Linked DNA regions of Homo sapiens: region 1 is linked to region 2. A link is a contact called in ENCODE Hi-C or POLR2A ChIA-PET data. All regions are on one chromosome and are shown on one strand. Each heading gives the region's core, a stretch centred on a gene start or an enhancer-like site at or near the end of the contact. The rest is flanking DNA. Distances are from core to core; before and after follow the strand shown.

Evidence for each region. A loop is a pair of places that touch in the nucleus more often than their neighbours do. ChIA-PET counts read pairs that join two places held with the same protein, here RNA polymerase II (POLR2A).
Region 1: a loop to region 2 is called in a map of endothelial cell of hepatic sinusoid, with 4 times the contacts of the local background. The contact joins the enhancer-like site here to the promoter of RXFP1-AS1 in region 2. A Hi-C loop is called at or near these places in 1 of 168 maps with a recorded cell type or tissue (endothelial cell of hepatic sinusoid). POLR2A ChIA-PET finds 5 or more read pairs at or near these places in 3 of 52 experiments (IMR-90, OCI-LY7 and activated T-cell).

Annotation. Positions count from the first base shown.
Region 1 is chr4:158,608,968-158,613,273 of GRCh38, forward strand. It overlaps RXFP1 (relaxin family peptide receptor 1), which reads left to right. Exons shown (of 18, transcript NM_021634.4): 7 at 3,163-3,234; 8 at 3,324-3,395. Among named protein-coding and RNA genes, the nearest start is that of RXFP1-AS1, 46 kb to the left of the region's middle. Within about 2 kb of position 1,989, at least 2 of the 41 ENCODE cell types and tissues checked have a DNase peak (open chromatin) inside an H3K27ac peak, as active enhancers do.
Region 2 is chr4:158,562,731-158,566,611 of GRCh38, forward strand. It overlaps RXFP1-AS1 (RXFP1 antisense RNA 1), which reads right to left and starts at 1,939. Exons shown (of 4, transcript XR_007058351.1): 1 at 1,711-1,939; 2 at 420-590. All of the region lies in intron 1 of RXFP1 (relaxin family peptide receptor 1), which reads left to right.

The sequences.
Region 1 (4,306 bases), core at 739-3,238, 46 kb after region 2:
TTCCTTTTTTAGGGCTGAATAATAGTCCATTGTATTTATGTACCACATTTTGTTTAACTGTTTATCTGTCAGTGGACATTTGGGTTGTTTCCACCTTTTGGCTGTTGTGAATAATGTTGCCATCAACACAGGGATACAAATATCTGTTTGGGTCCCCACTTTCACTTTCACTTCTTCTGGGTATATACCAAGAATTGGAATTGCTAAATCAGATGGTAATTCTTTGATTTTTGAGGGACTGTCATTTGATTTGATTTTGATTTTTTAAGGGACTGCCATACTATTTTCCACAGCAACTGTACCATTTTACTTTCCAACTAGTGTTGCACAAGAGTTCCGATTTCTCCACATCCTCACCAACGTTTGTGTTCTCGTTTCATTTGTTTGTTTTGACAATAACTATCCTAATGGGTGTGAATGGTATCTCATTGTGCTTCTTTTAAAAAAAAAGGCTTTCTCAATGTTCCGTTTTATTGAGTTCTGCCATGCAGCATTCTAGAAGTAACTGGAAAGAAGTATAACCAAAAATCACATGAATACATAACTCCCTGTATTTCCATTTATGTCCCCTTGTTTTCCACCTATACTGTTCTGTATCCTAACGCAAGAAACCCATTCCAGTCAGATTTTTGGCTTGTGGTATCAGAGTTTGGGATTGAGTCGAGAAGAGCACCTAGTAATTTACTAGCAAAATGGAAGAAGACTGCAGGAGACTCGAAGCCTTAACAGTAACCACTTTAGCCATGTCCTCTCCCCTTCTACCCCATCTCTGCTCTTTTATGTCTTAGCAAAGTACCCAGAATCAATATTGGACTCACTCTTCAGGCTCCTGACTGTCTTCTTTCCATATATCTTTGCAAAATTTACTAAACACTATCTGTTTGGTTTAATGTTCAGTGAATGTGGAGGAAGCTCTTGAAAGGCAGTACAGAACTGGAGAGTAAACTTAAAAGTGTCCTCCCTCTCTTTTCATAGCTTTTCTATAGTGCTGGAGTGTTGTTGAGTGTTAAAGATGCCACATATTTCTAGTTAAATAATCATTAGTCCCAGCACTTTGGGAGGCTGAGGTGGAAGGATCACGAGGTCAGGAGATGGAGACCATCCTGGCTAACACAGTGAAACCCTGTCTCTACTAAAAATACAAAAAATTAGCCGGGCATGGTGGCACACGCCTGTAGTCCCAGCTACTCAGGAGGGTGAGGCAAGAGAATCGCTTGAACCTGGGGGGCGGAGGTTGCAGTGAGCCGAGATCGCGCCACTGCACTCCAGCCTGGGCATCAGAGTGAGACTCCATCTCAAAAAATGATAATAATAATCATTAGATACCTGATGATTTATGGATCTAAACAATGATTAGATCCATAAGTATTCATTAACCCTCACAGAGTGCACATATTTTAGTTAGATACCATGAGGGCATAGAAAGATAACTCAGGCTGGCTCCCTTTAAGTAGTTATACCTTAGCGTTTCAGGTAGAGCACTGAGCTATCACTGGGGAGAGGCAGGACTCCTGTTCTCTAGAAGTTTATGATCTAAGATGGGAAAACAATGCCAACATATATAAAACATTAGAGAACCATTTTTTAAAAGTACTTAAGTTCCAAACCTGTGTTGCTGAAACCAAAATTGCTATTATGGTTCACTGAAAGGAGTGATTATCTCAGGTCCAGAGCAGTAAAGGATGGCTCTGAAAAATGAAGAGGACTGGGCAAAACAGGTGAGCATAGGGAGCAATAGTGGATCAAATGTCTTTTACCTGGAGGGTTTTTGTATAAGAGAACACCCTGAGGTTGTAAGTCATTTCTTACCCCTTACTGTGCCCACCTGGGCTCCAGGTTTGCAAAGGAGGGAAGGAAGAGGCTCTATCATGGGGTGCCATTGCTCACTAGCCCTGAGCAAAAGTCAAACCCAGCAAGGGAGAACAGATTCCTGGCAGGAGAAATTCTACAGGATGTTTACTCAAGATATGAAAGACTGAAGAAGAGAGAGAAATCAGTGTGAATCTTGTATTAGTGGAAGTGAAACTTGAACTCTTACTTGCATATGAATCATAAGCAGAAAGAAAAAGGAAAGAGGGAAGAAACTGGAGTAAGAGGCGTGAGCAGAGACACTGCTATAAAACATAATATGTACTGAATGTTTATGGCATGCATTGCCTCTATTAAACCATAGGAAGTAGATCCTGATACTATCCCCATTTTAGAGTTGGGGAAGCTGAGGCTTACAGGAATTCACTGCTTGCTCAAAGTCACTGTTAATAAGTAGAGGAGTCAGGAATCAAACTGTTCGATAGCAGATTTAGTGCAGTGAATTGCTACACTAGAGAGATTGAGACATGAGTGAACATGGCAAGAAGAGGAGATCAACACAATAGAACAAAGAGTTATTTCACTTTGCAGAGGAGTGGGATGTAAAGATGGGTAAGGCAGAGTCAAACCCTTTAGCAAGGGATGCAATGCCCTTTTGTCCATAACAGGCCCCTGCCTGCCTCCTAGGTTTATCTCCTGTCTCTCCTTATAGCCCCTTCATGGTGAGGCCCCATTGAATTACCTGGTGATTTCTTAACTTGTCAGACTCTCATACCTCTTGCTTTTGCATAAGCTATTTCCTCTGCCTAGAATAGCTCCTGCCTGTTCTTTGCTTTGTGAATTGCATGTCTTCATCCAAGACTCTTCTCAATTGTGCCTCTGTTTAGTAAAGCCTTCTCCTGGCTCCTCATTCCTCCACACTCTGCAGTCCCTACCCCTAGCAAAGCTGGGTGCTTTCTCCTCTGCAATGGCAGAGCAACCATGCATTATATACTTCCCTCTGCTTCCCTGACATTACAAAGTAATCTGTTCACATGCTGTGGCCTCTCCAGACTCAAAGCCCCTTAAAGAAAGGGATGGCATGCTTAGCACAGTGCCATGGGGTAAGTATTCAAAATAGGTTAATGAATACATGAATAGATGAATGAATAGATTGATTAATTAATTATGGGGAAATTTAAAACTAGGTATGATAAGGTAAGTGGTAGCAATTCTTAGAGATTCAAAGGCAGGGAAGTGGCATGATGAGAATGCTATGTAAAAAATTTAAGATGGATGATTATTGTTTTTACTTTTCTTATTGTAAGACATCAAAAATATACAAATTTATTGTAGTTATTTCTCCTTTTCCAGGTATCTCAGTCATAACAGAATAACCTTCCTGAAGCCGGGTGTTTTTGAAGATCTTCACAGACTAGAATGGCTGTATGTTTAATTTATGTGGCATTTTATTGCACTAGTTTTTAGATTCTAGAGATATATAAATGAATTAATTTTTTTCTTCTGGCTGTCAGGATAATTGAAGATAATCACCTCAGTCGAATTTCCCCACCAACATTTTATGGACTAAATTCTCTTATTCTCTTGTAAGTACTAAACTAAAGCAAATATTTCAATCAAAGGCAAAGACATGAATAAAAATTAATGCTTAAATTTAATACCATTAAATTTGGATTTGTTAAAACCCCAAAGAGGCCTTTTCAATGAAAAACCTTTTCTTAATCATATTCTATAAGGCTATTTATAGTTCCAACAATTTTAAAAGATTTTCTGTCTTCTAGAATATCAGCCCATAAAAACTGAATACATTCTCACTCATATTTTATCACAATATTCTTTTTTTTTTTTTTTTGACATGGAGTCTCACTGTATCGCCCAGGCTGGAGTGCAGTGGCGTGACCTTGGCTCACCACAACCCCCGCCTCCTGGGTTCAAGCCATTCTCCTGGCTCAGCCTCCCAAGTAGCTGGGATTACAGGTGTGTGCCATCACGCCCAGCTAACTTTTGTATTTTGAGTAGAGACGGGGTTTCACCATGTTGGCCAGGCTGGTCTGGAACTCCTGACTTCATGATCCACCCATCTTGGCCTCCCAAAGTGCTGGGATTAAGGCGTGAGCCACCACGCCCAGCCTTTATCACAATATTCTTAAGCACATCGTTACTGTCTATACAGGCAGACCTCAGTGATATTGTGGGTGTTGTTCCAGACCACTGTAATAAAGCAAATGTCACAATAAAGCAAGTCACACAAATTTTTTTGGTTTCCCAGTGCACATAATAAAGTTATGTTTACACTATACTATATTCAATTAAGTGTGCAATAACATTATGTTTAAAAATGTGCATACCTTAATTTTAAAACTCTTTATTGCTAAAAAGAGCTAACAATCATCTGAGTTTTCAGCGAGTCATAATCTTTTTGCTGGTGAAGGGTCTCATGTCAATGTTGACAGCTGCTGACTAACCACAGTAGTGGTTGCTGAAGCCTGGGGTGGCT
Region 2 (3,881 bases), core at 689-3,188:
ATCCGGGGCAGTTGATCTTAAAGTACACATCCCCTGTGTTCAAGTTTCCCAGAGGAAACACTTTTTCTTTGCCCTTATGCTCAAGGACTGGGAACCTGCAAATTAAACCAACAAGAGGCTGATTTGTATGCATATGGCAGCTAACTAAAGTAATAGCTAGCTTGCCAAACAGTTAAAGTTAGAGGCTAATATTCCTAAGTAGGGGAAAGGGAGAGGAAGAAAAGCCTTCCATGGGAAGAAAATCATTTCTTTAGGAAGGACAAGGGGATTTTTAGAAGAAAAAACAGGAGATAAAGTTTGTGATGATGTTTCTTTATGCAGGCGCATGTAGCCTATCCATCCTTTAAGGATATGAGTTTCCCCAGGGAAGGGATTTATGACAGGTTTACTGTCAGTCTCTTTCCTGGGAGTAGACTCACCCAAAAGAGGGAATTTAGGGAAGGATTATTTCCCAGAAGTTTCAGATTTTAGTCAGATAAGGGAAACTCTGAGAAAGCTTCTTTCTGCATCTGGCATCTGTTGATTCTCAAATGTCTTCACCTTAAAATGATCTTTGTACCAACTCTGGGGTTCTGAGTGGGTCCCCACACCTGTTAAAAGATAATTTAAAAAGAAGTAGAAGTGAAAGGAGAAGGAAGATGAGGTAAAATCATGATATTCATATAAATATAAAATAAAAATGTCTCAAAGACCTCAAAGACTTTAATTCATTTACTAATGAGGGAACCAGTAAGATGTTACAAATAATTCAAAGGAGAATTCAATGCACACACACACACACACACACACACACACACACACACACACCCCAACAGGAATACTGAAATAAATCTGATTAACACATGCAAAAGAGACCAATAATCTATGGGGCAATAATCAATGTATCTCACAATCTGCATCTATCTGTCACATATAATCTGCATTTCTATCAACAATAAATCATTTGCGTTACTATAAGTATTCTACAACTTACAGAGTTGTAACATATACTCATAAAACATTTCAGTTAGCAATGGAACAGACCCTGTATATGACAGCGATCCCATAAGATTACAATGGAGCCAAAAAATTCCTATCACCTAGTGACATTGTAGCCATTATAACATTATAATGTTATAACATTATATTATATAATGTTATATATAATATAATGTTACATATTATATAACATATTATATATATAACATAACATAATATATAATGTATAACATGTTATATATAAATGTTATAATATATAACATATGTATATATAAAACATAATTATATACTGTTATAACATTATAAAAGCACAATTACTTTAAAAAAAACTTAATGTAAGGTCTGATCTTAGAAATTTTGTTATTGGGCTACCCAATTTACAGCCTTTAGGAGTCATAAATATGACAATTCCAACACTAAACTATTCAAAAGTTGGCATTCCAGCCATACCTGAAGGACCCTATTCAATGCAACTGGTGATCGTTCACATTCCCATAACAATATGTTTTCATATTTTACCCCATATCCTGACAGTTCCACATGTAGAGATATTTTGGAAAAGCTACCAGGGTACAGGGGTGGGGGACATTTTTAAATTGTTATATACAATCCCTACTGTCTTATAAGCAGATCTAAACACCTACCTGTGGTTATACAAATATTTGGAAGAAGACTAAATTACTCTGCATGAGAAATAAATAAAAGATACAGGAGCTGAGGGCAGATCCAAACCTTGAGAACAGTGGCAGCCAGGGAGGCTGGAAACTCAGTGCTGGAAAAGCTGAATCCTTTTCATCCTCCAAGCCAGAGAGACTCCATGACAACTGTCAGTCTAAAGAGGATAGTTAAGATAATTTGTACTGAAATATAAACTCTGTTGTCTCTCACCCTCTCAAAATTGTCAACCACTTAAAAAAAATTGTGAACCACTGAAATATTTAGGCTGGTTCAGGACTAAAACAGCATTCAGGGCAGATGGATAGCTGGGTTACACAACGAGAGCATGTTTACTTGCTCTTCTAGGAACTATTACTTCTGTAACTCTTTGGGCATACTTTTCCAGAGGGACTCAATATCATTTTTTCTATTGATTTGTGTTATTGCACTGTGAATTATTGCTGTTCTTAAAGATATGGTTCCATGCTAAAAAGGAAATGCTTTTTGTTTTTTACTTTCCCAACGTTTCCCTATAAACATCACTTACTGGCCCCTTGCCTTTCTACTTCTGTTCCTAAACAATTGAGTTCTAAAGCCATTTGGTGGATCAGAAGGAGGTATTTTTCTGTGTTGAGTGTGACAGAGTAGTGGTCCAGAGAAGAATTTCGGAGTTCCACTGGGGTGAGAAGGGCATCCTTAGAGGGGGCTGGTGCCTGGTCCTAAACAGGGTGGGGAGAGTGCTCATGTAAGTGAGAGTCTGCACTGAGTAAGGCGAGGAGAGCATCCATGCAGGAAAGAGGATCTGTCAAGATAATAAATATATTAAGTTAATAGAAAGCAAGCTTCTCTCACTGTCAGGAAAGGGAGTAACAGATATGTAAAGGGAGAAAATTAGACTGAGCCTGTAGTGTTGGATAAGAACTGGAGATGAACTCATAGTTTTCAGTATTAGAAATATACAGAGAAATTAATACAGATGGAAATGTGTGTATGTATGAATAACCATACATATATTTCCTAGTCTGTCCACTGAGAGACCTGGTGGCAGTGATACTCCACTATCAGTGAGCTTACCTTGTGTCTACATCTTGGCTTCTAAATACCATTCTACCCAGAGAGGACCCAGAGCTCCTTAGAGAAATGGCTAGTTACAGGGCTATAGCAGGGAAAATGCAAGATGATCCTGAAACATCTTGTAGTGCCAGAAAGCAAGGAAGAGTGCTCAAAAAATGATGCATAAATATTACAAAGACACCAAAGCTAGGTTAAAAGAGTTCCTACTGGTCCAATTTGAGACAACTTGCACATCAGAATACATAATAATAATCAACAGATTGTAACCCATTGAACAAAATAGGAAGCCATAAGTCTACCTGATAGAAATAAGTAAATGAATAAATTAACACTTTGATGAGGAAAGGGACTTTTGCAGTTTCAAAGTACCCCTCTACAAAATATGTATTAATTACAAAGGAATTTGGGTGAAACCACTAATGGAAAAAATTAATATCTTGTACTACCTGACAGGTTGAAATGAGCATCACTTGTGTGAATTTTATGCCAAAGATGCATAACCTGAATCTAATTATGATGGACATCAGACAACCCAAATTCAGGAACATTCTACAAAATAATTGACTTGCATTTTTCAAGGGTCAAGGCCATGAAAATGAAAAGAGGCTAAAGAAATGTGACAATTAAATGCAAGGAGCGATTCCAAACCAGATCCTTTTACTACAAAGGACATTTTGCAGGGGCAATATATAAACTTTAATGGGTTCTGAGGTTTAAGTGGTAGTAACAACTCCATGTTAAATTCCTGATTTTAATGGTTCTATTTACATAGGAAAATATTCTTGTTTGTAGGAAATACTAAAGTATTTAAGGGTGCTAGAGCATCAGGTCAAAAACTTACTTTCAAATGGTGGGGTGGTGGGGAAATGTTCTTTATCCAATACTTGCAACTTCTCAGTTTGAGATTATCTCAAAATTTTAAAATTATCTCAAAATTTTTTTTTTGAGAGTTTCGCTCTTGTTGCCGAGGCTGGAGTGCAGTGGTGCAATCTCGGCTCACTGCAACCTCCACCTTCAGGGTTCAAGTGATTCTCCTGCCTCAGCCTCCCGAGTAGCTGGGATTACAGGCGCCCGCCATCACACCCAGCTAACCTTTTGCATTTTTAGTAGAGATGAGGTTTCACCACGTTGGCCAGGCTGGTCTCCAACTCCTGACCTCAGATATCTGCCCA